Regions from separate parts of the Homo sapiens genome. Here region 2 is linked to region 1. A link is a loop called in an ENCODE intact Hi-C map of the cell type or tissue named here. Cell type or tissue: heart right ventricle. All regions are shown on one strand. Links, peaks and the distances in the headings refer to the core of each region. The heading gives the core; the rest is flanking DNA. Region 1 overlaps HS2ST1 (heparan sulfate 2-O-sulfotransferase 1). Region 2 holds the start of LOC105378827 (a long non-coding RNA gene).

The links. Peaks named below come from ENCODE experiments on the same cell type or tissue, not always from the same donor. Only the 100,000 strongest peaks of a DNase experiment are listed, where the experiment ranks them.
Region 2: a loop joins it to region 1, with 4 times the contacts of the local background. A loop is called at or near these places in 11 of 110 quality-filtered maps.

The regions. Positions count from the first base shown.
Region 1 is chr1:87,073,096-87,089,547 of GRCh38, reverse strand. HS2ST1 (heparan sulfate 2-O-sulfotransferase 1) reads right to left here. Exons shown (of 7, transcript NM_012262.4): 2 at 16,376-16,452; 3 at 5,269-5,354. Among named protein-coding and RNA genes, the nearest start is that of LINC01140, 48 kb to the left of the region's middle. In heart right ventricle, for the core only: a CTCF peak has its summit at 5,102 (motif pointing right); no DNase peak of the experiment used is centred there.
Region 2 is chr1:86,493,300-86,509,751 of GRCh38, reverse strand. CLCA1 (chloride channel accessory 1) reads right to left here. Exons shown (of 14, transcript NM_001285.4): 10 at 16,153-16,368; 11 at 15,304-15,565; 12 at 14,077-14,247; 13 at 10,941-11,180; 14 at 9,493-10,098. The coding sequence ends at 9,707. The region is part of intron 1 of LOC124904210 (a long non-coding RNA gene); the gene reads left to right. LOC105378827 (a long non-coding RNA gene) reads left to right here and starts at 5,422. Exons shown (of 2, transcript XR_001738132.2): 1 at 5,422-5,550; 2 at 6,836-7,750. RefSeq lists enhancers at 1,464-1,965, 7,219-7,308. In heart right ventricle, for the core only: CTCF peaks have their summits at 7,255, 7,454, 9,357 and 9,565 (motif pointing left); DNase peaks (open chromatin) are centred at 6,041, 6,421, 6,905 and 7,350; H3K4me3 peaks cover 1,787 bases; H3K27ac peaks cover 4,511 bases.

The DNA.
Region 1 (16,452 bases), core at 1,332-9,331:
GCTAGTTTCTATAGGAGCTAGTTTATATAGGAAGTCTGTGGTCAGACCTCACCTTTAACTCTGGTCAATCATTTCAGCTATTTCTCAACAAAGCTCAGGTAGAAGAATAAAAACCCATTTCTACTAGCAGAAAATAAACTACTGTTGACCTGTTAGAACACGATCTTCCTGGGAAAAGAAGAGCATATTTGGTAGGAATCTGCAGATGAAAATCAGAAACGAAAAGATATAATCTGAGCAGCAGGTTGGTAAAAAGATATTTTAGGAATTTCATTCTTGCCATGTCAGCATACGAAGTGTGACAAAGCAAGAACATAAACTAGGCTCATTTTTTTACAATTACATTCTATCAATAGCCTATCAAGTGAACAGTATCAATATGCAAATGAACAACAATAATGGTTAAAAGATCAACTGCACACTCAGAACATTTGTAAGGAACCTTGTCAACTGGCTGGAAAAAGTCAAAAAAGGAGGTGATGAACCTGAAAGAGGGCTGAATGGCCTTTGGGAATCATTATGTTTTGAAATCTTTCTGCTTCATACTAAATTTAACTTCTCTACTTAGGCAACAATCTTGCTGGAGACATTGTACATAGTTATTCTGGACTCTCTCAGACCTAAAGCTTCATAGAAACTTTCTAATCCTAGTGGCAAGGTCCCACTGTCCTGTATCCAAAAAAGTGAATGACCTGTTGGTATTTGTTGGTCTCACTGATGATAGTGTAAATAAATATTTTTAAAGTAATTTATGTCTTAAAAAGGGGCATTCATCAACTGTGCACCTATTAGAATGGCTCACATTTTGTAATAAAGAGCAAGTCTAACAATTTCAAATGCTAGTGAGGATACACAACAGCTGGAACTCTTAAAACACTGTTGGTTTGGTGGCAAAATGATACAATCACTTGGGAAAACAGTTTGGCAGTTTCTTATTGAGTTACCATACAATCCAGCCATCCCACTTTGAGGTTTTTATCCAAGAGAAGTTAAGACATAAGTCCGCACAAAACCTGTATGCAAATGTTTTGACAGCTTTATTCATAATCACCAAAAGCCATAAACAACCTCAATATCCAGAAACTGGTGAATGGATCAATCGAAGTACACCCATACATGAAGTACTACTTAGCAAGGAACTAACTACTGATATGTGCATCAAATTAGATGAATGTCAAAAGCATCATGTTAAATGAAAGAAGACACTCAAAAGACTTGATGACTGATAAGATATAGGTGGTGATAAAAAAAAGTTGTCCAAGATTACTTGAAAGTTTCTTGTTTGGGTGTCATGACAGACAAAAATGTGTAAACCTTCCAAAAGAGAATAATGGAGGCTAAGAGTCTTATACAATGCCCAATTAAGAGTTGGAAATAAGGACCAGCAGAGATTCAGACAAGGAGAAGAAGAAAACACCAGTTAAGACAATATGGTAACTGAAAGAAGACAGAATTTTAAAAAGAATCACCATACTGCTCTGCGTGAGGCACAGAACTAAGTGCTCCATCTACATTATCACATTTAATCCTCACCACCACCCCATGAAGTAATTACTTTAATTATTCTCAAATTAAAAACAGGACACTGAAGCTCAAAGATCTGAAACAATGTGGGTGAGATCACACAGCTAGCAAGGAGTCTAAGTGGATTTAATGGCAGATCTGTCTGACTTTAGAGACAGACTTCAGAGATTGCTTCTTAGCAGTCTACAGGATCAATGCTGTAGAAAGAGCTAGTAGTACAAGGTTAATAAAAACGCAACTCCCACATATTGTCTGGAATGATTAAAATAATTTTCTAAAGTATCTACAATGTTGTGACATATTTGTTAAAAGTTGTAGAAAATGGGGCAAACGTCAACTGGTTTAGCAGAGAAGTATTAGGTAGAAAGGACAATCTCACATGACTCTATATATTAACTAATTCTATTTAGGCCTAAAATGTTGTCACTTGATTACTGTTTAGAATTTCAGACCTAATGAAGCATTTAGTTGTTTCTTGTCGTGACATAGCTGCTTCTTTACTGATTCACCTCACTTGTTCTGAAAATGATACTAGCGGCAATATGGAGGAACCAAAATGGCAGCAATGAAAACTCATTCTCATTTCTAGGGACAACTACAAAGGTACATACCTGATACGTGCCTGAATAAAACTGTTATATCAAAAATAATTTTCAAATACCTCTCAAGACAGATGCTGACATGTGACACTGAGGTAGCTAGATCATAAAAAACTTAGCAGAGTCTGACAGAAAGTACAGCATTAAAAGTGTTCTTTTAGCTATTATTCATTATAAATGAAAATGTTTATTGCTGAAGAAGTGTTTTTGAAAGAGACTTCTAACATTTTAATTTTCTAAAGTTTGAAGAAAATCAAAATGGGCTAATAGATGCTATTAAAAAATAAATAGTGCACATTTAAAAGGGGAGGAATATTTAATATTTTTACTGTTTATAATAAAACTTCATGAACTGGTAATTACAGAAAAAAAGATTTCAGTGAACTCATTAAGGTCAAGAACTGCAACTTACTCAACTTTATATTTCCTGCATACTATGACATTTTGAAAATGTCCAACCTATATACAATTTTAAACTGGAAAATTTTCAAATTTATAATAATTTATATCTACATTATCTTAAAATTGTATCATTCACCAATTAAAAAGAAAACAAAACATAACCTAACATTAAAGGGAAAAATGGAAAGGAAGAAGAACTAGGAAATATACTTTAAAAAAATCAAAGAATAAGATTCAGACAAAAAGGAGCAAGATGGGATAGGAATGCAAAAATGTAAAAAAGATATTTTTGTTATTATTCTAAAGTTCAGTAAAAAACAAATGTATGTAATCAAAACATGGCTTGAGTAGACAAGCTTGCAAATATAATGTGTATTTCTTCGTGGTCGGGCTAAACTAGAAAGGAGCGTTCATTTTTTATTTCTCTATCTTATTTCCTAGGTTTCTTGGGGCTTACATTCGTTTTAATGTCTCTGATAAGGTAAGTTTAAAAAAACTATGTGTTAAATAAGTATTTTGCCAAATTCACCACTTTCTCCTGAAAGCAAGTATTTTACTGGACTCCACAAAGTACTATGCCAGTCAAGAATATTGTTTTGAAGAGTAAAGCACAATTGACCCTTGAACAACACGAGTCTGAACTGTGCAGGCCCATGCATACATAGATTTTTTTCAACCACACACAGATACAGTACTTGAGAGATGTGAAACCCGTGTACAAGGGGTGACTTTCAAATTCGTGGGTTTCACAGGGCCAACGGAGGGACTTGAGTATGCGATTTTTATATACTCAGGCAGTCCGAGAACCAATACCCTGGACATACCCCAGGAACGACTGTAATCTAAAAAATTGGTAAGGCGATGTTTCTTTCCTTTTCCTTCCCCATTTATGGAGCATATGGCTATTAAGCTAAAAGATATTTGAGGATACTAGTTACATCTACAACAGTTCTTGATTACATAGATACATCAAAATACATTTCACCTAGGCTGATTTTGTTTAGGTATTTAAAATCTTGGAAAAATCTATGAAAAATTTTCACAATACTTTTCCCTTCAAATAACATAAGACTCACTATGAAAATATTCAAACGCTTAAAAATTCATGTCAGCATTTAATAAATGAGATTAATCTCTTCAAAAAGCCTTATTTTTTCAACTACAAGAACCTCAGCATATATCAGAGCTTTGTTCTAAGTATAAGACTTTGCCAAAAGCAAAAGCACTCAATTTATAATTTTAATAATGAAAACCTAGACTATTAGAAACCAAGCTGTGTGTGGAAAGAATAAATCATTTAGGTGAAAGGGTAACAAACATTCAATTCAAGGATAATGCAGCCCTGAGGGAAAATATGCACATGAACGAAGCTTATGAAATTGGTTCAATGCCTATGCAAAGAAAAAAATAATTAGTTTATTTTAAAGCTGCCTATAAAATATTTTCAATATTGCAGTATGAATTATTTATAGAAAAACATACATCTAACTTTAGAGCTACAATTTGATTGAAAGATCTTGAGTACTATGAGAGGAACTAGAAATAGGAACATATCACTTTATGTATGTAATATTTGGGTGATTCTTTTTTAATTACATGATTTCCCAAAAAGTTAAGATTATCAGTTTGAATCAGTAATACTTCATTCTACTTTTTCTTTTCAAAATTAAGTAAAACTGAGAGTGGGATATCACTTTTATTTTAAATTTTATAAAAAATGCCTTTTAAAGTTGACCAATATATCAAGGTGTGTTACTCTGAAATCATAATAGCTAATTTAAAAACTGAATAAACATGTCTAAGCTAAATAATAAAAAAAATTTTTTTAGTGTTTTTGAAGTTAATGCAGAATCTTAGGGAAAACATTTGGATTTGAGGTTTACTACAATGGTACTATGTGTACTACCAAAAAAGTTCAAATGTATCCATAAGACTGTTATGTTTGGAATATTAAGTTTAATTAATTTTCTGATTAATAATGTGGCACAGACTGTACAGAAAGCCACATAGTACTTGAATACTGTGAGTAGGCATATAGTTTTCTGAACCCTTCTTGAGAGAACTATTAATATGACAGAGGCCGGGCACAGTGGCTCATGCCTATAATCCCAGCACTTTGGGAGGCTGAGGCAGGAGGATCACCTGAGTCCAGGAGTGAGTGAGTGAGTGAGTGAGTGAGTGAGTGACAGGGAGGGAGAGAGAGCAAGAGAGAAGGAGAGAGGGAGAGAGGGAGAAGGAGAGGGGGGGTGAGAGAGGAAATCATGAATTTTTTTTAAAAAAGCCTCGTAATACATCATAATTTTAAAGCTAAAATAAGGTAGCCCAAGGGAAAGTGTACACTTCAGTATGTCTTGGGTGAGAAGCAGACACACTGGAGCACCAATAACTTAGTGAGAGCTTTTTTGCTTTCTCAATGATGTGGTAAGTCATAATCTGGCCTCTAGGTTATAACTTGAGCTCTCCTGAAGTAGTGTCATTCTGGTTGTACAAGGCATATACACACAATAATAATAAACTTTAAAGAGTAATAACTAATATGTAATTAATATAAGAATTGCCAATTTATGAACACTAGAGGGCAGTAAAACACTAAGAAGGTATATTTAAATTACAGATCTAAAACTGGCAAAGGCAAGACAGTACATTCTTTTATTAGAAAATCATAACAATTTAATGAATTTATTCCTTTTTAGGTTACTAGAGTACAAAGCATTCTTTAGCGTGTCATTTCAGTGTAACTTACTTTGCAAAATCCAAGTAAGAAACGTGTCCATGATAAAATCCTGGTTTCATCTCTTTCCAGGAAGTTATATTCTTTACAAAGCGCACCTAAAAAGGGAGAACACATTCATTATATACAATTTAAAGAAAATGAAATTTGATGATAGCAAAATATTTCCAAGATAGGAATTTAAAAACCTAAAACCACTTTTACAGAGCTTGAAACACAGGTTTGGACTAAGGAAAGTATACTGTAATCTGTAACTATTAAAATTCATCATAGAGACAGCTACTATCATTATACTCACAAAAGAGTGAAAGATGATTCTGAAAACAAAATGGCACAATGAAATCCTTTACAATGCTGTAGAGTGAGTACATTTACATAGGGTGGGAGGAGGGTCGTTGTGGGGGTGTATGTATCTACACCCTGCCAACACACATGCTAAAGCAGGCAATACAGGAACATTCCAGCATATCAAATGTTTTCTTCTCAGAGGCTTGCTGTTCATAAAAGTTTATTTTTATTAATGACTCAACAAATAAAAAGTAATATTTAAAACCAAAATGATTTTTAAAAAGGTGATGGTTATCAGAAGATATTTAAGAGTTAAGAGCAGATATCACAAGCTTGTTGATAAAAAGATTAATAAAATTAGAGATGTAATACAGGTCAAAATATTTAAAATTTCTAAATATTTAACTTATTGGAATTAACGTACACAAAAATTAATATGAAAAATTATATAAGTATATTTTAATATGTCTAAAACTGGTTAATATAGAATTTGATAAACCTAAGTATCACTAGCTGCAAAGCAGTGATATACAATTTCTCAATGGAAAATGGTATACATTTTTGATAAGCAAATCTCTGCATGATAAATAGCAAGTGGTTAAGAATCTCTTTTAGAACCTAGATAGAGTGCAGAAAGTGGGGGCAGTGAGGTCCACCAACCTGTACCGCACCGAAACCATCTGCAAGCTATGACTTCAGCCTCTCAAACACAGAACTGTCAATTGCATAATTCTGACAACTTATCAATCTTTCACTTACATCATAGAATAGGGGTAGTCACATGGAGATATTCTGGAACACTTCATACTACACTACACTCAATAATATCAATGAATGATGATAGCTGCCTCCTGTTAAAGGCCTATTGGTAGGTGAGGGAGGGGAAACAGTGCAGATATAGCTATATGTCAGAGAATGTGAACTAGAGAAAAATGGAAGAGTTCTGGGATAATTTATCTTTAGGGGAAGCATTAATAACTCACATACTAAGAGAAATTATGAAGCTTTTAGAATGGAAATGGTTATATGCCTTACTTGGCCTCTCAATACACATATACATCCTTAAATTAAAATCTGAAAAATGAATTGCAGATAAAAATTAGTTTGCATTAGAAAGTATACAATGTCATTTTAGCAGATATTTTCAATTTTTTTCCCCACTGAAACTGAAAGAGCCAAATAAATGTGATTTGAGGTTTTCATGTTCTTTCCAATTCTTCAACTAAGGCATCAAACAGAATGAAAATACCAAATTGCAAATGAAACAGAAACAAAATATAAAATTAAATAATCCAGAGCCTGCATCTTTAACATACTTTACATGCTGAATATGAAAAGTCTTTATAACTGCCACTTAATGGTAGATTATTTCCTATAAACCTTTGGTTCTATGAAAATCAGTTCTAGTATTTCAGCCAAAAATGAGAGGAAAAAAGAAGGCAAAGAGAATAAGGCATTGAAGATGGTGGCTAAAGTGAGCTTAAGATATATTTAGCAACTCACCTCTGTTTTCCAGAAGCTGAGATTTAATGTGGACATGGTGATGTAGGAGGGAAATGAAAGATGCTACATTGAGGTCTGAAAAAACAGTGTTATATAAACTAAACAGCAGGGAAGATCATATAGTACAAGCTTGGAGTATACTGTAGTGAAAGACGTGGGCAGAAGTAAGAGTCAGGTACAAATTCAAGTATTCTTTTTCCTCCAACAAAGCTTCCTAAGGATGGTCAATATTAAACTAAACCCTCTCCTGAGGATGAATGATATCTCATCCAATGTGTACCCTTCAACACAAAGTGAAAAAAGCCCAGGAAGCTGGATAATGTCTACACTACTGCAAGACTTCTCATTTCTTCTGGGTTTTCCAATTTATTGGCATATAGTTGCTCATAGTAGCCTCTAATGATCCTTTGAATTTCTGTGGTATTAGTTGTAAGGTCTCCCTTTTTATCCTGGGCTAAAAGTTTCTTGATTTTGTTTATCTCTTCAAAAAAACCTTCTTTTTTTTTCTTTTTTTTCTTTTTTTTTTTTTTGAGACGGAGTCTTGCTGTCGCCAGGCTGGAATGTAGTGACACGATCTCAGCTCACTGCAACCTCCGCCTTCCAGGTTCAAGTGATTCTCCTGCCTCAGCCTCCTGAGTAGCTGGGACTAGAGCACCCAGATAATTTTTGTATTTTTAAGTAGAGACGGGGTTTCACCATGTTGGCCAGGACGGTCTCGATCTCTTGACCTCGTGATCTGCCCGCCTCGGCCTCCCAAAATGCTGAGATTACTCATCTTTTTGTATTTTTTTGTTTCAATTTCATTTATTTCTGTTCTGATCATCATTATTTCTTCTATTCATTTTGGATTTGGTTTGCTCTTGCTTTTCTAGCTCTTTAAGATGCAACACTAGGTTGTTTATTTGAAGTTTGTCTACTTTTTTGATATAGGCACTGATTGCAATAAACTTTCCTGTTAGCACAGATTTTGCTGTATCCCATACATTTTGGAAGGCTGTATTTCCATTTTCATTTCTTTCAAGAAATTGTTAAATTTCCTTCTTAATTTATTGACCCACTGGTCACTCAGGAGCACGTTGTTTAATTTCCATGTGTCTTGCTATTGGTTTCTAGTTTTATTCCACTGTGATCAGAGAAGATATTTGATATAATTTCAATTTTTTTTTGAACTTTTAAAGACTTGTTTTGTGACTTAACATATGGTCTATCCTTGACAATGACCCATATGCTGAGGAGAAGAATGTGTATTCTGCAGTCACTGCATGAAATGTTCTGTAAATATCTATTAGGTCCATTTGGTGTAAGCTGCAGATTAAGTATGATATTTCTTTGTGGTTTTTCTGTCTGGGTGTTCTGTCCAGTGCTGAAAGAAGGGTCTTCAAGTCTCTAGCTATTATTGTATTGGGGTCTATCTATCTCTTTAGCTCTAGTAATATTTGCTTTATATATCTGGATGCTCCAGTGTTGGACAGACGTATGTTTAAAAATTTTATATTCTCTTGCTGAATTGACTCCTTTATCATTATTTAGGACCCCCAAGCACTTTAGCCCATGGTGGCAGGGGCTGCTGGAACTGAAATACCAACTGCTGAGATGGAAGATTAACCTCTGGCTAGAGCTGTCTAAACGTTCCTTCTGTGGGCACCAGCTGAGCTCTGCCCCTTGTTACTTTCTGATGTGACAGGGCAGCACCATATTCAAACGCAAAGTCCCGCAATCACTGTGCTCTCCCCCTACCCAGGGTGCAGATTCTCTTTCTGCGCCATGTGGCAGCTACCAGGGGGAATGGAGGAGGGGTGGTATAGGAGATATAAGACTGTGTTTCCTATCCTCTTCAGTGCCTCTTTCCTTAATATGTTAAAACTAGGTACTATGATTGCTCACCTGATTTTTGGTTCTTATGGGGGTGCTTTTTTGTGTGGATAGTTTTTCAATTTGATGTTCCTGCTGGGGGACAATTGCTGAAGGCTTCTATTTGGCCATATTGCTCTGTCTTCCTCCCCCATATCATGATTCTGCTTTAACAAATTGGACACTGAAAATCTCAACTTCTATCCACTACTAAGGCAATCCCTCAGATCCAGTCGTTCAAAACTACTCCATCTCTCCAACATCTCAAAGCTCTGTTGATATAACTCTCTCAATTGTTTATTTCCTTATGAATTCATTCATCAACTTTATTGTCATATCAACTTCCCATTCACCCTGATCACTACTCTCTTTACCGGACAACCATTTTAACAATAACCCTTGACGTTTGTTCCCTTGTCTTTTTATTATCTTGGGTAACCACTGGGATTGCTGAGTACTCCTGGTTGAAACCAAGAGACTACATCTAAATATCTATGTAGGATTTTGAATTTTACTTCCTAAATCCATGCTATCTGAGGTAAATTCAGGTGATTATTATTGCTTTAAAATTCTCTAGAATCTATTTGTTTTTTCTTTCTTGAGACAGAATCTCATTCTGTCACTCATGCCGGACAGCACAGTGGCATGATCATAACTCACTGTAACCTCTAACTCCTGGGCTCAAGTGGTCCTCCCACCTCAGCCTCCCAAGTAGCCAGCACTGCAGGAGTACACCACCATGCCAAGCCAAGATTTAAAGAAAAAAAAAATTTTTTTTTTTTTTTGTAGAGTTGTTACCAGGGCTGTTCTTAAACTCCTGGGCTCAAGTGATCCTCCCACCTCAGCCTCCCAGAATCCCAAAGTGCTCACAGGCCTGAGCCACTGTGCCTGGCCTCTACTATTGTTAAAGTCCTCAAAACACACAGAATCTCTTTCTAAGCTCAAACTAAAAGCATACTAAAGGCTAGACATGTAATATATCTGGCATACGTATTTTTCTTTCATCTCATCAGCATTTAACTAAGGCAATATGTTAAAGTTTCATTAACATAGCTGTGGCCGATTTAAAATTTACAATGAATCAAAAGATGCTGAACTGAGGTTTACCTTCTCTTTATGACGAAGAAAAAAGTGTGAAGCAAATAAATGATGTCAGTATGGCTAACATGGTTCACACTAATCTAGAAAACAGTCTGAGCATTTGAAAGTGTTGGCCAGGTGCAGTGGCTCACGCCTATAATCCTAGCACTTTGGAAAGCCGAGGCGGGTGGACTTCCTGAGCTCAGGGGTTTGAGACCAGCCAAGGCAACATGGTAAAACCCCGTCCCTACTAAAATACAAAAAATTAGCCAGGCGTGGTGGCTCATGCCTGTAATCCTAGCTACACGGGAGGCTGAGACAGGAGAATCGCTTGGACCCGGGAGGTGGAGGTTGCAGTGAGCCTAGATCGCACCACTGCACTCCAGCCTGGTCCAGCCTGGGCGACCGAGCAAGGCTGTGTCTCAAAAAAAAAAAAAGTATCATTTACATACTGCTGAAATTCCATATTATCTTTATCTCCTCTTCAAAACTGTTCTCCAAGGAAATAATATGAGTAACTCCCTTTGAAAAACAGTACTTTTAAAAGTTTTATTTTTAAAGTATTAATTCGGCCACTTCTCCTTTTACAGTTTAATATTTATCCTTAGTTCTCCAGAACTTTCCTGGTCTCTACTCTTTCACCTTCATCTTTTCTCTCTCATCAGTCTAGTCCCAGTTCTGCTCTATCATGATCTGCCTTCTCACCTCCCTGCACCACTTGCTTTGTCTTTCAGTTTGTTTTCTTCTGGTATTTCTCTTGGGCATGCTGCCTAAGACCTTGAGACAAGGTTTGAAAATACAGAGGAGTAAGAAGAGGACACTGAGATTAGGTAAGCAAACTTCTACTCAGTTCACTTTATGGATTCTTACTGACTATACTTGGCACAAATGAAAGGTAAAGTGATAGGCCAAAAAAGGAGCAAAACTTAATAGTATCAATTGAAGTTAAGGAGACTGAAGACACTGAAAACTCTGGCTTGGGGAGAAGAAATAAGGCCACTACAGTGACTTTAGTCATAGAAAATTTTCATACTCTGACTGAAATATGCTACCAAGAAGAATGTTTCAGATGTAGTAGTCAGATATAGTACATGAAACGCAGCTAGCCTGAAGCAGAGTGTAAACCGTGATTTTTGTTGGATTTGATGACTCAAGTCAGGCTAGCAAGTAATAAGAAGAGACCTTAAGGAAAAACACAAACAATATAGGTAATGGTGTTGGGGTTTTTTGTTAGTTGAATCAGACCTAAACTGATGTTACAGGAAAAAGCTAAGAAGCACCCTTCTCACTAACAGTAGTGTCTTGACCTATATTCTTAATAGATCAACCTCAATATTATGATTATCTGTGATAACAAAAGCATTTGTTTTCACTATCTAAAAGAGCAGGAATGTCATCCTGAACATTCTGGCCAAATTCCAACTCTGTAATTACTATCTGTTGAATGAATGCTACTATTAACTTGAGTAATTACTATCTACCAAACTCCCACTCATGCATTTACTTAAACATTTCTTGTATGGCTGTGGGTACTTTTATGAGACTAAGCCAGGGAGAAAGTTTTCTACACTCACAGGAAAACAAAGTAGTGGTTGGATAAAAATATAAGAAAAGTTTGCAGTAATTGAACATATCTTCACTGAAGTTCAGAGCTGTGCTGTTCAACCTGTTTTAGGAGTGTAGGGCAGGGGGCTGGTTCCCAATCCACCTGAGAGATAAGAATAGATCATACTGCTGTCAATCAGAGGTGCTCACTCTGCCAGTAATTATTATCATCTACCGCTATCAAAATCTATGTTGGTCCATTTGTTCATTCATTCATCATTTATTTAACAAAAAATGTATAGTTTCTACTATGTCTCAGGCACTATTCTAAACATAAGGGATATAGTAGTGAACAAGACAGACAAGGTTCCTATCCTTAAAGATCTTATAATAGAGGAAAAGACAGGCAGTAAACAAACCAATATATAAGATAAGTTAGTAAGCTGATTAGTACCAGAGAAGACACAACAAGAGTGATACAGTACACAGTAACTTAGAAGAGGTAATTAATATGTAGGATGGCCAGGCATGGTTTTTCTAAGAGGATGTCATTAAACCTTAAATGGATAACATGAAGCCAACTCTGGAAGAAGCCAGGAGAAGTGCATTCTAAGAGGAAAGGATAAGTGCGGAGGCCTTAAAATGGGAAAGGCTTGGCGTATTCAATGAAACACAAGGCCAGTGTGGCTAGTGGGTAAGAAGTTGGTGCACACAAGGGCTAGATTAAAAAGGGCCTCTTGGTCTATGTAAGAAATGTGGATTTTGTAGGGGAGGTAGGAATAACAATTTAAAGATAAGTACCCTACCATCCTGGGAAGACTAAAGTATTCATCTTCCCATATCCCTACTGAGAATCATCATCTGTATCTTTGTTACTCAAACTGCAGTTTAAAGACCAGCGGCATTAATTTTGGCATCCAGTGGGAGTTGTTTAAAAATTGAAAACTGGGCTCCATCTTGGTCCTTCTGAATCTGAATCTGCATTTTAACCAGTGATTAGCATACACATTATAGGTGGAGAAAATTCATCTAAAGTGCTGCTCTGAAAAGTATCTGCAACTCCTGGTGAACTGTGGGCTCTAACGCAGATAACCTAAAGTTGGCTTGAGAGTGAATTTCAAAAAGAAAAAAATTCATGTTGTTCTTCAGAGAATACAAATTCTAGGTATTTCCAATGTTTTAACAAAAGGGGTTATATATAATCATAGACCTAAACATATGAGAGCAAAAAAGAATTCTTTTTTTGAAAAATCATAAAAGATGTGGCTAATCACATATATGGTATGGCTAAACACATGACAGCAAAGCAAACTCCATTTTTCAACTAGAAGAGTTGATTGATTACCTATCTCTTGCCAATTCCTCTCTATTAACTAAGTAAAGCCCATCGCAAAAATGTATCTTTAATGACTGAGTCCACACCTTATTCTAATTGCTTAGTTTCTCATACCTTATATTCTCAAATGTTTATCTTTTAATATCCTTCTTTTAACTTTTCAACTTTTTTATTTAAAAAAATTTCTAAACTACAGAAAAGATGAAAAAATAGGACAGTGAACATCTCTATACTCTTCACCTAGATTCACTAATTATTAACATTTTGTCACTTTTATCTTTTTTCTCTATGTATGCACATACATACTCAATTTTTTCTGACCTATTTGAAAGCAAATAGTTGTCATTCATATTTAACCCCTAATTACCTCAGCATGTACTATGTCTATGAACAAAGATATCATTTTTGATCAAGGATCTGATCACAGACCATACATTACATTTGGTTTCCATGTCTCTCTAGTCTAGAGAAGCCTCCCTCCAACTTTTTTGGTTGTTATGATACTGACACTTTAGAAGTCAGTTGTTCTGTAGAATATTCTACATTAATTTGTTTTCTCGGGATTAGGTCCAAATCAAACATTTTGGTAGGGAACACTTTTGGTTAAATATTTCAGTGAGATCACCACAAATTGATGTTTTATTTTAACTGTTTTCATAGCCCCTGTGTTTATGTTTTATGTTCCCAAGTAAATTTTAAATAAGCTCCTTCAAGGATGTGGCCATGCTTTCTATTTCTTTGTTATTTCCCCAAAGAATGTAGTACAACCTTTGTGTATATTACATACACAACAAATAAATGAAAAACTCAAAAGCAGAGTTGACAACTATTTCTAAGGATAGCAGAATATATATAACTATTATACATTGAGTGGTTTTATACCAGACTAAAAATATTTGGGCTTTGCCTCTAAAATTTTTGAGACAAATAATTAAGCAGGTAAACAGTTTAGAACAATACCTAATATAGTATGTACAAAAAATGTCTAGGAAAGCTGGGGCTAAAGGCAGATATCAAGCAGACTGAACTAAGATTGGAAGGTGAGGGAATAAAGAGGATGGTCAGGTAACATATCTCAAAATATTTTTATGAGTAAACTGAGCTTTACACGGAAGCTGGAGACAACAGATTTAAGAAAGATCTCATCTTTTAAGTTGTACTTGATTAGAAACTATTTCTTAGAGAAGAAAAAAGAGCAAAATAGTTCATTTAATTCTTATTTAAGCAGCTGAGAGGCCAGGCGCCTGTAATCCCAGCACTTTGGGAGGCCTAGGTGGGCGGATCACCTGAGGTCAGGAGTTTGTGACCAGCCTGACTAACACGGTGAGACTCTGTCTCTACTAAAAATACAAAAATTAGCTGGGCGTGGTGGCGCATGCCTATAATCCTCGCTACTTGGGAGGCTGAGGCAGAATTGCTTGAACGTGGGAGGCAGAGGTTGCAATGAGCCGAGATCGCACCATTGCACTCCAGCCTGGGAAGCAAGAGCAAAACCCTGTCTCCAAAAAAAAAAAAAAAAAAAAAAAAGGTAGCTGAGAACAGTACACAGAGACAACAAAATATGATATTATTAAAATAAAAGTGTGTTATATCAGATGGGGTTCAGGGAATATTTAAAAATTATTTTTAAGAAATACAGTGCAATTTTTAGTTTACATTTAGATGAAGCTTACTAGATTAAAAGTGAAGTAAACATGAAAACATGTCACACAAAAGAAGGGGAAGCAGTAAATATAACTTGTTTGAAGAACTGCGTCTACATAGAACAAGAGATCACAAAACTGGAGATAGGGTATATAAAGAACATTTGTTAAGTAAGTTACTCTTAATTAAGATCAGGTTTTGGACTACCAGCTGATAATTTTGAAGTATGTCAGCTAATGATTAAGACTATTCTTCTGCGCTGCCCCACACAAACATTTTTTAAGTGTTGGTCATTATGCAATCCAATTGCTTTTAAGATAGCATTTATGCTTCTCTCCTGCTGTTTTTTTTTTCCTATACATAACCAACAAGTTATTAAAAGAAAAACAGAAGCTTTATCTCATCCAAATGCAACTGGGAAAATATACTACTACATGATGCCTATAAATGTCATATGTGGTGAGCTCCTCCAGATTTATATTTCATGAAAATAATGGTTGATGTCATTGCCAGACATCTTGCAGTTACCAGGACTTTGTAATGCTGAACAAACAAATTAACATTATTTTTCTAAAAAGTACTACTGAATAAATCTGAAATTATTATCTAAGCATGAATACATATTCCTTTTAAACCAAAGCATATTTTGAAAAGCAGTAATGCAAAAAGATTTAAAACCTACTACACACTGTATAAAAACAGAATATTTAGGATACTTGTCCTTGAGATACACAATATTACATAATGAATAGTTTTTATGACACACATAGCTAAAAACAACTCATGTTTCTTCTCATTCATAGAAGAGTTATTTGGTTTGGCCGACAGATGTGGAATTTTGGTTCTACAAAAAAGAGTACTCCAGGATTCTGCAAAGAGCCAAAAATTACATGGGCAGATGACATACCATATACTACTAGCCTTTACAAACAGCTCTCTAGCAAGAAAGCCAACCTTAGTCTTGTGTCTCAATGTAATTCTCTTGTTTAAGTGTAAGGATTATAGTTATGCTAAATAGTGAGATGACAGTCAATTCTGTAACAAGTTCACTGCTTTCAAACAGATAAATATCATTGTAACTACAGGACCATCACAAATATCTTTCTAATAAGCCTACTCCAATTTGGTATTTGATCCTAAGTAGTATTTGCAAACATTATCTTTCCTTCTCATGGGGTGGAATTCCCATGCCCTTCCATATTTATAGAGAGAACTTTATTTATAATTGCAGTCAAAATTCCAGGTGTGGGAGAAATGTATGCTACTACTATTAAAGAGATGAGCAAATTTTATTTCATAAGATAATTTCCTCTACTTTTCTTAAAACCATTTCACAAAATTATTTATTCATCTGTTTATCTAAAACTTCGTGAGAATTTAAAAGGTAAGATTATGTTGAAGAAGCCACAACTAAACTATATATACATTTATAAGCAATGTATATATAAACTCTCTCTGTATCTATCTCTATCTCTATCTAGTAAAGAGGGGCTGGTCACAAAATTGAATACAAGTATCCATCAAATATTTCTCCATCATAAGTTGAGACAATAATTTTTATTGCAGGGTATCATGCCAAAATTATATTTTTAAAAGGATACTATGCTCAGGAACATCAGTTTTCTCAAAAATTCAAGCTATTCATTAATTCATTTACTTCACAAATATTTGAGTACATACTATATGCAAGGAAATGTGTCAAATACTGTCAAGTAAAATTATACAAAAGTTAGCTGGCCCTCTCCCCTAAAAGGCTTATGATCCACTGAGATCAGCACTCACATCCCTTTAAAATACTTTATCCCCTTGAGCTAGAAAATTTGAGTGAGGAAGTATTAGAAAATATTTGGGCATTCCTTAAGTGGTAATTACCTGATCTTGCAATGACATCACTGGATTATTTTTGGTAGTGTTGATATGAAGGACATGGTATTTATTCTTTGCACACA
Region 2 (16,452 bases), core at 5,777-13,776, 580 kb after region 1:
GTCTTGTAAATTTAAGCTCCTTATAGATCTGCGCATTGTTAAGTGCCTGTTCGCTTGATAGTACTTTAGTTGGCAGAAACCATGTAGCTCATTACCCATTGTAATCTTAGTGTCTAACATGGGACTTGGGATACAATGTGGGTACTTTAAAAGTATTTGCTGAATAGATAAATGAATGTCTCAAGCACACAGACAACATGCTTAATGCAAAGCTAAAGGATTTCAGGGCAGGTGTCTTAAGAGGTGGAAGTTGAAGGAATTGTCAAAGGAGGACTTGAAGTGACATCCCAAGGCATATAGGGGCCATATAAAGAAAAAGATAATGGACCAGGTAAAAAGAAACAATCAAGTGATGGGAGTCATCATGAAATTACAACGTCAGTTCAGTGGGATAGGAAGTGAACAGCACAGAGGGTTAGGAGGTTGTGTCCAGAATAGGATACTGGATTTTAAGATTTCACAGGTGCGGTTGTTTCAGGTCATTACTAGGTCAAAATGTGGCCTTAGCAAGACTTGCTCAAACCATATGCAATTGCCAATATTCGAATTTTTTACTTATAAAAATACACTTTTATTATTCAAACCAATAGTTTGTTCAATTTTAGTGGAGGTGGGGTGACGATCAAGGAATTTTGAGGCTGAGATATGAACTGACTCATTCATATAGATTCTGAGACCACTCAGAGTGATTTTAAGAGGTGAGGGGGGAAGAGTGTTGTGCCTAACTTGGGTGAGTGTGGTAGATAACAGTGAAGAGAAGGGATTAAAAAACAGCATAGATCAATGACATAGGATGGAAGCTTTAAACAAACCACATTAGATCATAGGGGTAACAGCCTAGCTTGGAAGTTGCAAAGGGGAGCTTGGAGAATATTTCTCCCTACGCTCTTTTGATGCTGGATACTTGGATATTAAGAGAAGTACCAACATCTGGAACAGATTTACCAGATTTACTCACTCACTTAATTGACTTATCAGAGGCTAAGGCCATTGTGGGTCAATGATGGCATAAGGCAAAAATTTGGCTTATTTTATCACCTATGACAATACAGATCCATTTCGCAATAAACTTTCCTATAACCCAGAGTACATAAGAATGTTTTTTCTTTGTTGTTCTCTACTTTCTATCTTATCTATATGTTAACATTTACCTCTTCTTCTCCAAAGTCACATGGTATGCATCTCTGGTTTACTACCATATCCCATGCTACATTTTACTGAGTTCACCCAAATGGGAAATTAAAATCTCAGTGAGTGACTTATTGAAAAATTTCCAGGCGAAATCCATGGTAACCATGTTCTACGAAGTTGGGACCTCAGTCTCATTTGTCACAAAGTGGCCTTCTCATCAGCTAAGTGCTTGGTTTGGTTTTGTAACATTTAGAAAAGGACTCCAAACTGACCCTTGCAGAGCTTATAGCTTGCAGTGAACGCCAAGAATGAGTTCTCAGACGATTCTAGCTGAGCGGAGCGGGGGACCACCCTTCTGAGAGAGAGTGTCACCCCAGAATCCATCCGCCAAGTATTTATTGAAAGGGCTTGTTAAACTACAAACATCCACTAGATGGCCTCTTGAGGTCGGGTCGTGAGGCACTTATGGCCTTATAAAAGCACTCAAACCACATTCTCAGGAGGCTGTTTTCAGCCTTCCTTATGACACGCTCCACTCCTTGTCCTGTTTTCAGGGTCAAGGAGTTACATTTCCATGCACAAATAACATACACACAGTGCCTCCGTCTTTTTCCATGCCCCTACCTCAAATGCCTTGTACACAAGCTTGAATGTGTTGCCATGCACCCCCGACGTCTCCCCCTTCTTTAATTCTTAGAGCGTGCTGGTCATCCAATGCAAGGTAAACTTCTATCGTTCTTCCCTGGTTGTCGACGCGCTGGGTAGCAGCACAGAGCCATCTGCAGATGTCTAGCAAACAGATACAAGAAAGAATAACTATAGCGGCCATCACCCAGATGCGCATGTTTAACCCAGACAACCAAGTGTTTGGGTTTAACCATTGAAAGCCTTCTTGAAATTGCTGAAGGGTACTTGTTTGTGATTGCTGTGACCTTTCTTCAAGTTGTTTCTTCAACTCACACTTAGGAGTAGAAACTTGAGAAGACAAATGGTCGCGATAAGCCCCTTGCAGATGTGTGTTCACTCTCTCCCAAGCATATTGGGAGCTATTATACGGCAGAAGTGTGACACAGATAGAATTATATTGCCAATCACAATGTAAATTTTGACAGGTAATGAATGCCTGCTGCTGATTCCCTAGCTATTTAACAGTGGCTTTAAGAGCCTCCAGGTGAGGCAGAATAGTTTTATCAATATTTACCTGTTCTTGAAATTCATGGGTTACATTATATGCAGTGTGGTTCACCACTGAGGCTGCGTGAATAGATTGTGTCAGAGAAACAGCCACAGTAGCGGCAGTTGCTAATATAATAATAGCTGAGACTAAAAAGGCAATTAAAGTGGCCAGAAATCTTTTTTTCTGAGTATGAGACAGTGCTTTTCTAAATAGCTGCAGAGTGGAATCTCCTTCCCAGCTCCTGGTTAAATTTATGGGCAGCTACAATTCTGCACGCCATTTTACAATCATGACATAGGTTATATTCAACTGTGTAATGTTTTGATGAGACAATCATGTAGCATACTAACTACTGGAAGAGACTTTAATACTATAAAAGGATTGATTCTGCTCTATGTTAGGAACACCTTGCCCAAACAAAAGTATATAGGGGTGCATAGTACAAATCAGGACTGTGTCAGTAACATTATTATGCAAAGAGAGGGTATAGTTGCCACCACTAGTAATATACTCACCATGTGAAAGAACCCATTCAATAAAAGGAAGTCCTAGTCTCCAAATTTCGGTATGAGCAGGGCTTAAAGCCTGTTTCCCTGTTAGTTATAATATTGGTCCTGAAAGCCCATACTCTGACCAGGTGACAAAACTATTGGAAGGACTCCAAATCCAGTAGTCTGATTGGCACACATAAGATTACCATGGGGACCCCATTATCAAACAGAGGCCCTTGATGGGGCGCAGGCTGTCTGCACAGCGAACACTGGACGACATCAAACTTATATTGCCAGTCTCTACTCAGACGGCATATAGGAAGATCAGGCCCTTGTGTAGCTTCATTAGAGACCTCAGTAAGATTAGTGGTAACAGCAGAAATAAAGGTCAAGTTTGCAAGCTTAGTATCCCTTTTGGACTGAGGTAAAGATATTCCTGAAGATTGAGAATGACACACTTATCACGTGCTATTGTGGAAAAACAAATAGGGGGATTGCTATACAATAAAATCAAGGAGTAATTAAGTTTAATCCATCCCAAATTTTCAGTTAAGGGGTAAGACAAGAGCATCCATCGACCTCCTATCCAAGAAGTGTCATTAGATGACAAAGGCGGGTCAGCATCCCACCATGTAATAACATTAAAAACACGGGGATTTAGAACATGACTCCAATAAACATGTTCTTGAGCTGATCCCACTTGGCAAAGTATAAGAATTACCAGCCACCCCAACATCCATGTCTGTCTTACTTTCTCAGAAGTTTCCCCAGTTGCCACAGATACATAAGAAACCGATTCTCTGCAGTTGCATGGGCTTCCACGGCTGCAAGCAGGATAGATGCCTGTTGATCCAATCTCTTTAGCTGTCCCCAGGTAATGTTAGGTGACTTCTGAGTCATCATTGTCATTATTGGTTGATTCTCCGACAGGTCCTAGTCTCGAGAACAGAGCCCCATATTCCCCCTTTTTTGTTTATTAAGATATATTTTAAGAGTTTGATGAGCTTATTTAACAATGGCCTGACTGGCTGAGTTAGAAGGAATACCAGTTTTGTGTTGTATGTACCAAAGTTGCAATGCATATGCAAATTGAGCACTAAGATAGTAAGGTCCATTATCAGTTATTATAGTGTGTGGAAAGCTTAGAGTCATAATAGAGTTAAACAAATTAGCAAATGCATCTTTAGTTTTTTTCTCCCGTCTGGGGGGTAGCATGTGTCAGGCCTGTATAAGTGTCCATGGTAACGTGGAGAAATTTAAAACTTCCAAAGGATGGTTACTGAGTAACATCAGTTTGCCAGATAGTGTTAGGCACCAGACCTCGTAGGCTGGCACTAAGCCCTAAGGAAAAAGGGGAAAGAGAACGCTGTTGGCAATCAGGACAGTTTTAATAATCATGTGAGCTTAAGCAAGTGTCAAATGAAACTGTTGTTTAAGACTGCAGGCGTTCTGATGAAAAACAGCATGATCAGCTTGAGCTCGCAAAAAAGCAGGAGAATCTGCAAACCACATCTGTGGTCGTACCAGAGCATCAGCTCAAGCATTCCTTTCTGACAAGGGACCAGATAGCCCAGAATGAGAGCGAATATGTGTGATGTAAAGAGGGTGATGACTGGCAAGGAGGAGTCTTGCGCTGCAAGAGACAAAGCTAGTAGGGGTTCATTAGTAATGCCCTTCACATGTGCAAGATCTAAATGAGTAATACTATACACCGCATAAGTGGAATCACTAAGTATATTTACGTCTTGGTGAGGAAAATTTGTAAGGCCAATATCAAGGCACCTAACTCTGCCTGTTGTGTAGTTTTTAAAATGCTCCTGGATTCTGTACTGCCAGTTTTGCATGGCATCTTGCCACACTATAGCTGCTTTTCCAGTTTTTCCTGAACCATCTGTAAAGAGAGTGATGGCATGAAGTAAAGGCTCAGAGACAACAATAGATACAAACTTCACAGGCATAGTTTGTAAAAAGTTCAGGAGCTTAGAGGCTGGTAAATTGAAGCTGATATTACGAATAAAGTCAGCCATTGCTACTTGCCAATCAAGATCACGAGCTAAGAGAGTATGAAATTGTTCCTTGCTTAAAGGTAGGAAAGAGTAGCAGGGTCATATCCTGACAGCTGGACGCAACGTTGGCGTCCCTTTATGAGAAGAGAAGCTATTAAATCTGTTGTCTTTTGTGTATGTTTAGAGGGATTATGAGACAGGTACATAACAGATGTAAAATACAGAAATGGCAAAAGATAAAGCCTACCTGTTAAACTAAGGCATGGAAGCGATGGATATTTCAAATGATTATTACTATATTTTGGCCCTTGAAAATCATTAGAATGTGACTGCAAGTCGCCAGGATAATAAACCTGCATTGAGTTAGCTTAAGTATGTAAAAAAAAAAAAAAGAAAAAACCCCAAAAAACTTTTTAAAATGTCCTTTGGTGTTGGCCATTTTCCTGCATCAGCCTTTAGATGGAATGTCTTAGAAGTGAGCTTGGGAAAGTAGGGCTGTGGCCAGTTTCTTTTATTCGGTCTGGGCTCCTTAGGCAGCTTCTGTTTTTAACAGCTTGCCACTTGTTGCTGCCCTTACTCTGAAAGAAAGGAAGGAAGACTACAAGTGGCAGTAAGAGGCCAAAGAATGACCGGGTGGTAACGTGCGTGTGTAAGCGCAGAGGCTGGAGGGAAGAAGGTAACCGGCTGGGAGAAAACCACTCCGCTTATCTTTTAGGCCACCTACGCCTGAAGCCAACCCTGTTAGGTAAGGTACTGAAAATAGACTGCGCTTTTTATTATTTTTACCACCCTCAAGCAGAGAGGCTCAGGGGAGGAGCAGACAGGCAGCGCAGTGTCTGCTTTGAAGTTTCTTAGCCCCAGTGTTTTTAAACATTTTATAAAAAAGCGAAACAAACATTCCTTACTGCTGCGTCTTATCTTCTGACGATGACAGCAGCTGGCAGAGCTCATCCACCTCAGCCTAGTTAGCATTTAGCATATGGCTACTGGAGAGCGTCCCTTATTAGCGGGCTCCTCCCTCAGGGCTCCGTACTCTAGGCTCCTCCGCACTACTTTGCCCACCTTAGGCTAGTAAGGTCGGCGTGCACATGGACTGTTTCTTAGCCCTTTCCCTAGGGGGCCAGGGAAGACAAGGAATTGCTTGTCAACTGAGACATGCGAGGGGTGGCAGGGAAGGGCAGAAGTAGGAAAAGCAGCAGCACAGCAAGCAGCAGGCCACTTCCCGGGCACGGTTACTAAGGCACGTGACCATGGTGAGGAGGATCCTCAGGACCCGGCTGGAGCTGCCTGCAGCCACCCGGGGACTCGGTCTGTGCCTCTTGACCTCCCCTCCATCACCACAAACCCAGAAAGGGGCAACCTGCCCAGACTGCAAGTGACTAAATGGGCACTCCATGGCATCTTAGCAACTCTCCTGCCCCAGGCCTCTGTGGGCAGCAAGAAAGCCAGAGCTATCTAGGATAAAACCCAGGAGGCAGCATGTAAGTTCCCCTTATACTCCAGGGAAACAGAAAACCGACAAGGCCAGAAAGGCTGATGCTGGAAGTAGGAAATGAGAACTTGCGTATTAGGAAGACAATCATACTCAGCCACTTTCCTTCCCTCTTGGAGGCACCCCTCCAGCAGGGAAGTTTGTCAAGGAGAAGCGGACACCCGATCATACAGATGTTCGCTGACCGGGGGTCTTATCTAAGAACCGTCCCTTGGGCAGTTTCCAATCTCCTTAAGGGGGATGGGAGGCGCTGTTGGCTGAACGGGGCCAACAAATGCAGGTCCCTTTAAGGGTGGAAGAAAGGAGGGCAATGGCTTTTCTATAGGGGGAGGAAAAGGCTCTGGTCCGTCCTTATCCTCACTAGAAAAAATATCCTGCTCATGTCCTACGGAAGGGAATGAAGTAGAGAGAGGAGCACCCCCCTGCTGCTCTGGTTCCTGTTTTTCCTCACTGGAAAAAATCTCTTCTTTATTCCCCATAGAAGGGAATGAAGAGGGGAGAGGAATCTCTCCCTTTAAATCTTCTGAATTCCTTTCAGGTGGAGATAATGGGCGGTCTGACTCACCGCAATCTGGCAGATAAAGAGGATACAACGCAGAGCGTACCAGCGCGCCCAGGTGGTCAAAATAGTAACATTTGCTCATATCCTCTTTTCAGGCAGCGACCTACCTGCTCCCATAACTCTAAATCTAAGGTTCCTTGATCAGGAAACCAAGGGCATCCCTGCCGAATTAAAAGCATAAGCTTGTGTAGAGCTCCAGGCTCTACAGTGCACTGGATAGCCTTAAGTAGCTGTTGCACTGTTTTAAAAAATACTTTCTGTTCTTTGGTCATTTCCTGACCCATGATGACCCAACCCCTGGTATTTTACGCGTGGGTCCCGTCCTCCTAATGGCAATCAGGACTGTCCCTTACTGGGATTCCCCAAAAATTAAGGAGTTTTCCTCCTTCACGTGCAACTTCAAGGCGATCACTTCGGGCGCACCACTTGTAGAGTTTATAGCTTGCAGTGAACGCCCAGAATGAGTTCTCAGACAATTCCAGCTGAGCGGAGCGGCGGACCACTCTTCTGAGAGAGTGTCACCCCAGAATCCATCCGCCAAGTATTTATTGAAAGGGCTTGTTAAACTACAAACATCCACTAGATGGCCTCTTGAGGTCGGGTCGTGACACACCTGTGGCCTTCTAAAAGCATTCAAACCACATTCTCAGGAGGCTGTTTTCAGCGTTCCTCATGACACACTCCACTCCTTGTCCTGTTTTCAGGGTCAAGGAGTTACATTTCCATGCACAAATAACATACACACAGTGCCTCCGTCTTTTTCCATGCCCCGACCTCAAATGCTTTGTATACAAGCTTGAATTTGTTGCCATGCACCCCCAACAACCCTCTGCCCATTTGGCTGGCAAAGCAACTGGTTGTGCCCTCAATAAACAGTACTGACTTTGGGAACATCAGGGTCTTCCTAGTCTTGGAACTCTCTACTGTTCAGTTTTTATAACAAATTTATATGTAAGAAATACGGGTCCTAGGAAACAGCCTGAAGGACATGCAATCCATTCACTCCAAATTTTACCTCTGGGGCAAGCTCAAGAGCTAATTGCTAGGCCCGCATTTTTTGGGTCCCTGTATAATTGCCTTTCCTGAACAATGCTGTGGTGTTACTCCTTTGGCTTACAGTGAAGGAAGTAATTAGCCCTATATTAAACTTGTTGTTATGATTACTATACGGTTGCTGCTTTGGCTGCGGCCCTTAACATCACAGTGCCCTAATAAACTGAGGATCCACAGATAAAACTTCTTGTGGGTCTCACGACTAGGAAAAGCCATGCTTCTCCTGAGCTGCTTCTGGCTTGCTTTTCACTATAGACTCTGTTAATCTTGTTACTATATACACTTCATTTGTCCTACCTACTTGTCACAAAGTGAAATATGTGACTTGGCTGTAGCAATTGTACAGAACATTATATTATGCATTTGATGTGGTGGTTTTCCCTCTAGTTTTTTTCCCCCATGTATTCTTTATAGGTTTATACCTGAGCACTTCTTCTAGTTTTTATTATATATTTTATTTCTTTATTTTTATGTTTATTGCATGTATCACTAAGATGGCTCAAATCTGGTTTTGAAATAAGAAAGGTCTACAAATAAAGAAATTTTGGGTCTACGCAGAAATGATATGCTAGATATTTTGTTTTCAATCATAAAGAGAGCCACCCACATCTTGAACTCATTGTACTAATAACTGGGAACTCGAAACAATTTTCACAGGACTATCTACACCTACAGGCACTGGAATCTGTGACTAGTCCTTCACGAGGACTGCCATAGTGCTAGGCCTACACTTCCAACCCTTTTTCCTCTTCTTCTCCTTCCCCTTTCATTTGTTATGCTGCTGGTCTTTCTCACACTTATTAAGGGCTTCGTGCGGTTCTTAAAGACTCCCTTCTCAAGCATATCTCTGAGCATATCTGCCTCCTGATTTCAAAAATAAATCCTCAAATGCTCTTTTTAGTATACAGGAAAAAGGCCAATGCTTACTCATCTTTCTATCCTTAGAACCTAGCATTGGCCTGGAAAATAATAAGCAGCTGGTGAACATTTGTTGAAAGAACTGAATTACATTAAATAAACTAATGCACATAAGGCATTAGTTGGGCCCTTGGACAAAGTACACAATAAATGTTTATTTCTCAATCACTTTCCCTTCACACCTGGCCTGAAGCTACCTTTCCCACCTTATCCCCACTGCCATGGCTTAAAGCATCACTAACTCTTGTAATTTCATGCACATAACGTTCATTTCTGTGCCTAGGGAATTTTCATTGTGCTGTTCTTTCTTTCTTCAATGCCATCTCTTCCTTAAATGCACCATCATTGCTCAAATTTAGAGAAAATAAGACATATTCCTAGTGATGCTGGTCCAAAACTCCTATAAAACAAGTCATGTCTTTTATATTTAAATAATTTAGATTGGCTTTTCTTCACCAAAAGAAATCAAACAACTTTTAGCAACTCTGTTAGATTTCTGCAATTGCATGTTGTTTTTAACTGGCAAAGCTCCTTAAAACAAATAAAAACATACTTCCATTTATTGATGCAAGCCCTGTTTCTTTCTAGTATTCAAATTCATTAATAAAAGACTCAATGATTATTAAATTTTTGGGTTTGAATGGATAGTTTTTATGCATGTATACCCAGTTGTTTAGCATTTTATTTTATCGCCCCCTACAGGAAGTCTAAAATACATTTAGTATATCGCCCCCTACAGGAATACATTTAGTATAAATGTACTATATACATTTAGTATATCGCCCCCTACAGGAAGTCTAAAATACATTTTAGAAAATTTTATAATCAAAAAAAAGGATGAATGATTTATTTTATTTATCTGACAAAAATTCAGCCCTAGGCTATTGACAGCTGCAGTTCTCCTATCCACTTCCACATAATTTTTAAAATGTGAATGCCAGGAATGGTGCTGTTGATATGAATATTAGGACAAGGAGCAGACGTTTCATCAGGACTAGGTGTCTCTGGCGGAGTCTGTGGAGGAATAAACAAAGATACTCGTGCAATGTTGGATATTTCTGATTTCAGATCGACCTTATCAACAGCCTGAATAGCAATGAAAAGATCTGTGCCATTTTCAAAAGTAATGTTTTCTGGTTTAAACAAAAAGACTTCCTCAGAGTTGGCTTCCTTTGGGATGAGAGCAGTAGTATTCACTTGAAGAGATTCATTGAACTTGTCTCTGAGATCAAGAATACTTGTACTTATTCGAATGATATACTTGTGAGCTAAAAAGAAAAAAGAAGAATGTGACTTTAATTCTGAAATATTAAAGAAACTTCTTAAGCAGTAGAGCTTTAAAAAATATTTAAAAAGCTTTAAAAGTCTATGAGAAATTATATCATCACCCCATAAGGTTCCCAAATAAATGAACTGATGGTCCTGTTTACAAGGATTACTATCTCTTTTACATTCTTGTTTGTATATAATGACACAGTGATAAGCGTAAAACTGGATTGGGCATGACGTAAAGCCTTGGTCAGCATTTCTAGCCATAGTGCCCGGCAGAAAGAAGAGACTGTTTAACAACTGTTTATTGTTTTATTATTTATAGAGGCAGTTTGCACCAATGCTTCTCAAACTGTAATGTGTGTACAAATCACCCAGGGATCTGAAAATGCAGATCTGAAAACACTTTCTAACAAGTGTTCATGGTATCTACATGCTGCAGTCCACAGACCACACTTTGAGAGAGAAAGTCTGGTAGGACCTGAGGTTCCTTCCAAAAGAGCTCTGCTCTGCAGACATCTATGCTCCATTTCCAGTTCTTCCCCAGGAGTCACTGCTACCCAGAAAATGGAGTTTGTCAAAGGACAGTTTGGTAAGATTTCAGAAACAAAGTGAGGTTTACCCTTCCTGGCTGAAGCCTCTTACTCCCAAAGTTTACCAGTTTTTCAGGTTTTAAATCTCTCTTCTTTAAATACATTTATCCCTCATTTCAAAGGACCGGCAAGATCCCTCCTGCCTTCTGCCCCCTAAGTATCAGAACACGGCTGCCTGCCTCACCCGCTTCTGCTCTTCTACTTGGCTGGTAAACTCTTTTACAGGGTCCACACCAGGTTCAGCTTACCTGTTCCATGGTCATAATCATCCCCAGGAGCTGTCCAAGTCAGATTAATGAGACTGCCCCCGTGAATTTCCGCCTTCAGGTCGGTGATTTGGCCAGGTGGGAAGAGATCAGGTATGGGAGCATTTGGGACATCAGAAGCCACAAATGAGCCTCCCGAGGATGTTCTGCTGAAACACACTTGCTTGTGTTGAACATCATCCTTATTAATTTCAGGTCTTGGTGGATTCCATTGTATTTCATCTGCATTAAAAAAATACTCAAAATATGGTAAGCAACATCACTAAATGGTGACACCTCCGTCTGTTTTCTTATCAGATCACCCTCTTCCTGTTCCCCACTTCTGCTTCTTTCCTTCCACACACAGAATTAATTTTAAATATTTGGAGACAAGACCACAAATACGGTTTCATCAGAGGGAAAAGAGAAAACAGAGAATCACAGTTTCTTTTTTTTATCTCTTAGATATTTCCTGGATATTTAGTGGAATAACCTTTTGGAATTTATTTTCATGACATTTGTCCTAAAATTGCTTATTTTCCCATCTTTTTGCCCATCCTGATCTTGTCTTTCCACAAGGTCAGTTTAAATACTACATCTGTTTTTTCCTTCCTTCCTTCCTTCCATCCTTCCTTCCTTCCTTCCTTCCTTCCTTCCTTTCTTTGTTTTTGTTTTTGAGATGGAGTTTCGCTCTTGTCATCCAGGCTGGTGTGGCGCAATCTTGGCTCACTACAACCTCTGCCTCCTGGGTTCAGGTGATTCTCCTGCCTCAGCCTCCTGAGTAGCTGGGATTACAGGCATGTGCCACCACACCGAGCTAATTTTTGTATTTTTAGTAGACATGGGGTTTCACCATGTTGGCCAGCCTGGTCTCGAACTCCTAACCTCAGGTGATCCACCTGCCTCAGCCTCCCAAAGTGCTGGGATTACAGGAGTGAGCCACTGTGCCGGGCCTAAAGACTAAGTGTTTTAAACCTCAGACTGCCTCAAGAAATGTATTCCTCCTAAATAATAGTGTGAGTTTCATTATCTTTCCTATTTATTTGGCAACTAATCAACTGGACCTTCAAGAATGCCTTGATTGTTTATGCATATTTCTTTCACTTTCTCGATGTTTGTATTTCATTTTTCTTATTAAATTTCAGTTTTTAATAAAATGTTTTATGTTAGGGTTCCAAAATTTTGTGCTTTTGAAAGACTTCTCATTTTCTCAGTGAATGCATGGGAATCTAGTTCTTGTAGTGATCCCAATTTCATTCACATTCTTGTTGAAGACATGTATAAAAGTAATCCTGGAATTTAAAAAATACCCTGGTCTGTTCAATCTGTAGAGTTCTCAGGTTCTCTTTTCTTTTCAATAAAAATATCTCATAAGATCCTAACATGGCATTACTTAGAATTTGTTTTCTCATAAACTCTACCTCTTTATAGAATTTTTATCTGTTAAAGACCGTTTAATCTTCATACCCATTAATCTGGTCTTGGCAAAGATGAAGTGAATGCTCTAGCAGGTTCAGGGTTCATGTTGAAAGCACCAGTAGAGACTGCCATTAAGGCTTATCGAGGGATAGAGGGAAGAACATGGCCTTCTACTGTTATGCCAGGCACTAACACTATTAGTTATATGAACCCATAAGCTCTCTAGCTTCTGTTTCCCCATCTTTAAAAAGGGATACTTACAAGAATGAAATATATTACTGTAAGTAAAATGCTGCCATAAGGCTAGACCTAGCCACTAAACCAGTCCCCTTCTGCCTCCTTCCCCTAACTCAAAAAGCAGTGGCATGGGCTGGGCACGGTGGCTTACGCCTGTAATCCCAGCACTTTGGGAGGCCGAGGCGGGCAGATCACAAGGTCAAGAGATCGAGACCATCCTGGCCAACATGGTGAAACCCTGTCTCTACTAAAAATACAAAACTTAGCTGGGCATGGTGGCACGTGCCTGTAGTCCCAGCTACTCGGGAGGCTGAGGCAGGGGAATCACTTGGACCCGGGAGGTGGAGGTTGCAGTGAGCTGAGATTGTGCCACTGCACTCCAGACTGGTGACAGAGCAAGACTGTCTAAAAAAAAAATGCAGTGGTATCTTTTAAAACATTTCCCTCTATTATCACCTTTGCATGAGTGACACCATGTGTCTCTGAATCCTCTCTTCACTAAGCACACACCCAAGTAAAGATGACAGTGGGAAGGTTCTCAAAGGAGCTCTTCTCCTTCCCGCACACCAACCTCAGGAGAAAGCCTGCCCAGGACAGGGTGGAGATTGATGGAAAACTAGTCCTGGAACCCATTGGGACACAAACTTGGTCTCAATTCCTTCTCTAGTCCAGGGCAAGTGTTTGTAACCAAAAGTGGTATGGGACTGTCTGTTTCATGGACATAATTTTCCCACCTGCTTACACGTGGGCTCAGTGTGCTGGCCCACATGAAATTCATCTACTATGCTCCCTGGCCTGAGCAGGAGGAGAAAAGAGGAAAGACAGACAGTGGACTTGGATAATGATATTGATGTAGATAACAAACCCTAAATTATTACTTTTTTATTCTGTGGAACAGATTCATTAGGATAAATTAGAAATGCTTCAATGGAAAGAACTTCATTAGAAGTGTTTTTAAAATAATGATAAAACCTTTATTAAACACTATTTACCAGTAACAGTTTGTTAGATGTGTTTAGTTATTTATTCTGTGTGACCATCCTATGAGGTAGCTGCCATTATTATCCTTATTTTACAACAGAGGAGAGTGAAGTACAAAAAGATTACACAAAATACTGTATTTGATAGAGGGCTGGGCTTTGAAGTAAGGCAGTCAAAAGCTATGTTCTATCCAGTGATTTTCAGCTGGAGGCTAGTTTGCCCCCCTAAGGGTTAGTGGACCACATATGGAGACATTTTTGATTGTCATGACTAGGGAATTGCTATTGACAAATAATGGATAGAGGTTAAGGATGCTGCTAAACATGCCACAATGTGCAGGATAGCCCTCCACAACAAAGGATTGTCTGGCTCAAAATCTTAATAATGCCAAGGTTGAGAAACCCTGATTTAATCATGCACCATTCTGCCCCACAGGCTTAATAGTTTCCTCTTGAAACCAATGCTTTTGCACAAGCCAGGTATGTTATTACAAATTACTTACCATTCTCAATCCAGCCAGGTATGTACAGTGCTCCACTCTGCTGGGGTATCACTCTCCGTCTGGCTGCGTTAACTCCTCCCAGAGCCCGCACTTTTACACTGTATCTACCATTCGTGTCATAAGTTGTGAAATACCTTGAGTAGACACCGTCATCCTTAGTAGCATCAGCACCTTGATAAAGAATGAAGGAATTAATAAATAGGTAACGGGGAGGGTATTTGTATATTTCCAACTCATATGTAGGCTATGAATTTTCAAAGCAACAAGAAATTCAGCATTAGCTCCAAGAGACCTTAAGATTTTGGTGTGTTGAGGGTAAGGCTTACTTCTTTTATCACTGTGTGTGGTTTTATGTATACATTCTGTCTTCTTGAATTGTTGACTTTCTTTTTGAAATCTAAGATGGTATCGTTTCTGTGTTACACCCAATGTAGCACAAGGTAACTACTCAATAAGTATCTGTTGAACTAAATTAAACTGCTATATGCAAATGTGGAAGAAAAAAATGTTGTATGATTATTTAATAAAATTCATCACTTCTCCCCAGGGTAGATTTAGGTGGGAAATTCATTCACAGGATTCATTCTATTAAGGTTACTTGCTTCACAGTAAGCAGACATGTTTTTTTTTTTTTTTTAAACTGTAGAATTCTCTTTCTCTCTCTCCCTGATAGACTTCTTAAAGACAAGAATAATGGGCAGAATTTTCACTTTTGGGGCAAGCTAATATAGAGTCTGCATAGATACAGGAATCATATAGGACTGTGCTTGAATCTATCTCTGCTGCTTTCTAAATGTGAAAGCCTCAGTGAAGATATTATAAAAACAAAGGTTATATACATCTTTGTATATATGTATTTGTGTATACACACACACACTCATATGTGTGTATGTATGTATGTGTATATACAAAGCACCTAACACAATATGGTTATTAATTTTCCTCTTTTCCTTTTTTGGGGGTTGTGGAATACCCTATGGCAACTCCCCAGAGACTGAATCTATTGAGCTTGAGCTGTTAATGTGTTTTGGGCCTTGCAGAAGCCCTCATGTTTTCCAGCATTTTGAAATGTAGGAATTGTGGGGAAATGGAGAACTCTCCCAACCAGACCTCAGTGCTGTGCTGCCTTGCCTGTCTAACTGCCCTCACCAGACCATGCCCTCTTGGCATTCCCTGGTTGCTTCTTGGAAAAAGAAATAAATATCTTCCAATTTCTTGGGTGATTACCTGCTCCATTATCCAGTAGTTCCAAGGTAACTGTTTTTCCATTCACTGATTCAATCAGGGCTGTGACACTGGCCCTGAGAATTGGGGAGGCTCCTTGGCGAATATTTGCATAAACTACCAGAGGGCTGGGGAATTTGCTGGTGTCCTTGTTCGTTTTGGAAGTCACTGTAATTGGAGGCAGGGTAGCATTGGACGCACGGGACGTGACAGTCAGGGTCAAGGTTTGTGAGCTTGCTTGCAGACTGTATTTCCAAGTGCCAACCTGACCAAAACACATGTAAACATTTCCAATGAATAACTTCAGGTGACACAGACCTGACTTCAATGTCACGTACGGGAAAACCCTCTGATATAAGCATGTTGGAAGCATATCTAAGAAGAGGTGTGCATGTTTGATACTCTGTCAGCCACGGGGAGCTTCAGTGTGTTTGAACTAACTATATCATTCCCATTGTCAAGAAAATTCCACGGCGGGTGGGAGGGGGATGGTGAGGTCTGAAAGCTATATGCTTATTGTTGCCTTGGTTTTATAAGAGATGAGTCTCTGAGATAAAGGAAATAACTTTTATGATCCCAAAATGTCGAGGATCATTTTGCATCTTGATTACTATGTAATTTAAAGGTTCTCCATTTAGTACCTGGACAAAATATCACCTATTTCCTTTGTCTTTACTTGCTGACATACTGAGTGATTTTCATTGGATGGAGATTTTTTTTCCTCGTTCTCTCTTTGATTCAATACTGACTCTCCTTTTAGCAACCACCAACATTTAAAATGCTACAATTATTCTGTAAAAACTTTATTTTATCTTGTTGAATTATGAGAAAGAAAAAAAGCTGACTCCATACCTTAGCAATGCCTGGGATTTGGAGGTAGGCCATTTTGGTGTTTTTGTCCACTACAAAGCCACCTTGCTTCTGTCCACTGGGATCCCAGAGAAGGATTTGGGGAGGCTGCATTGTCCAGGTGATAAGAAACAAAGTGTCCTTTCCCACGGTGCTGTCCACGATCACTGTGCCATTCATCCACTGGCTGTTCTGGAGGGTTAATCCCTTACTCTCAAGCTGTTAAGAAAAACAGCTCTTACTTTCTGGAGAATACAGCTCCCATCACATGATCTTTTCCCTTCTGCCCCTGTCTCCCCAGTG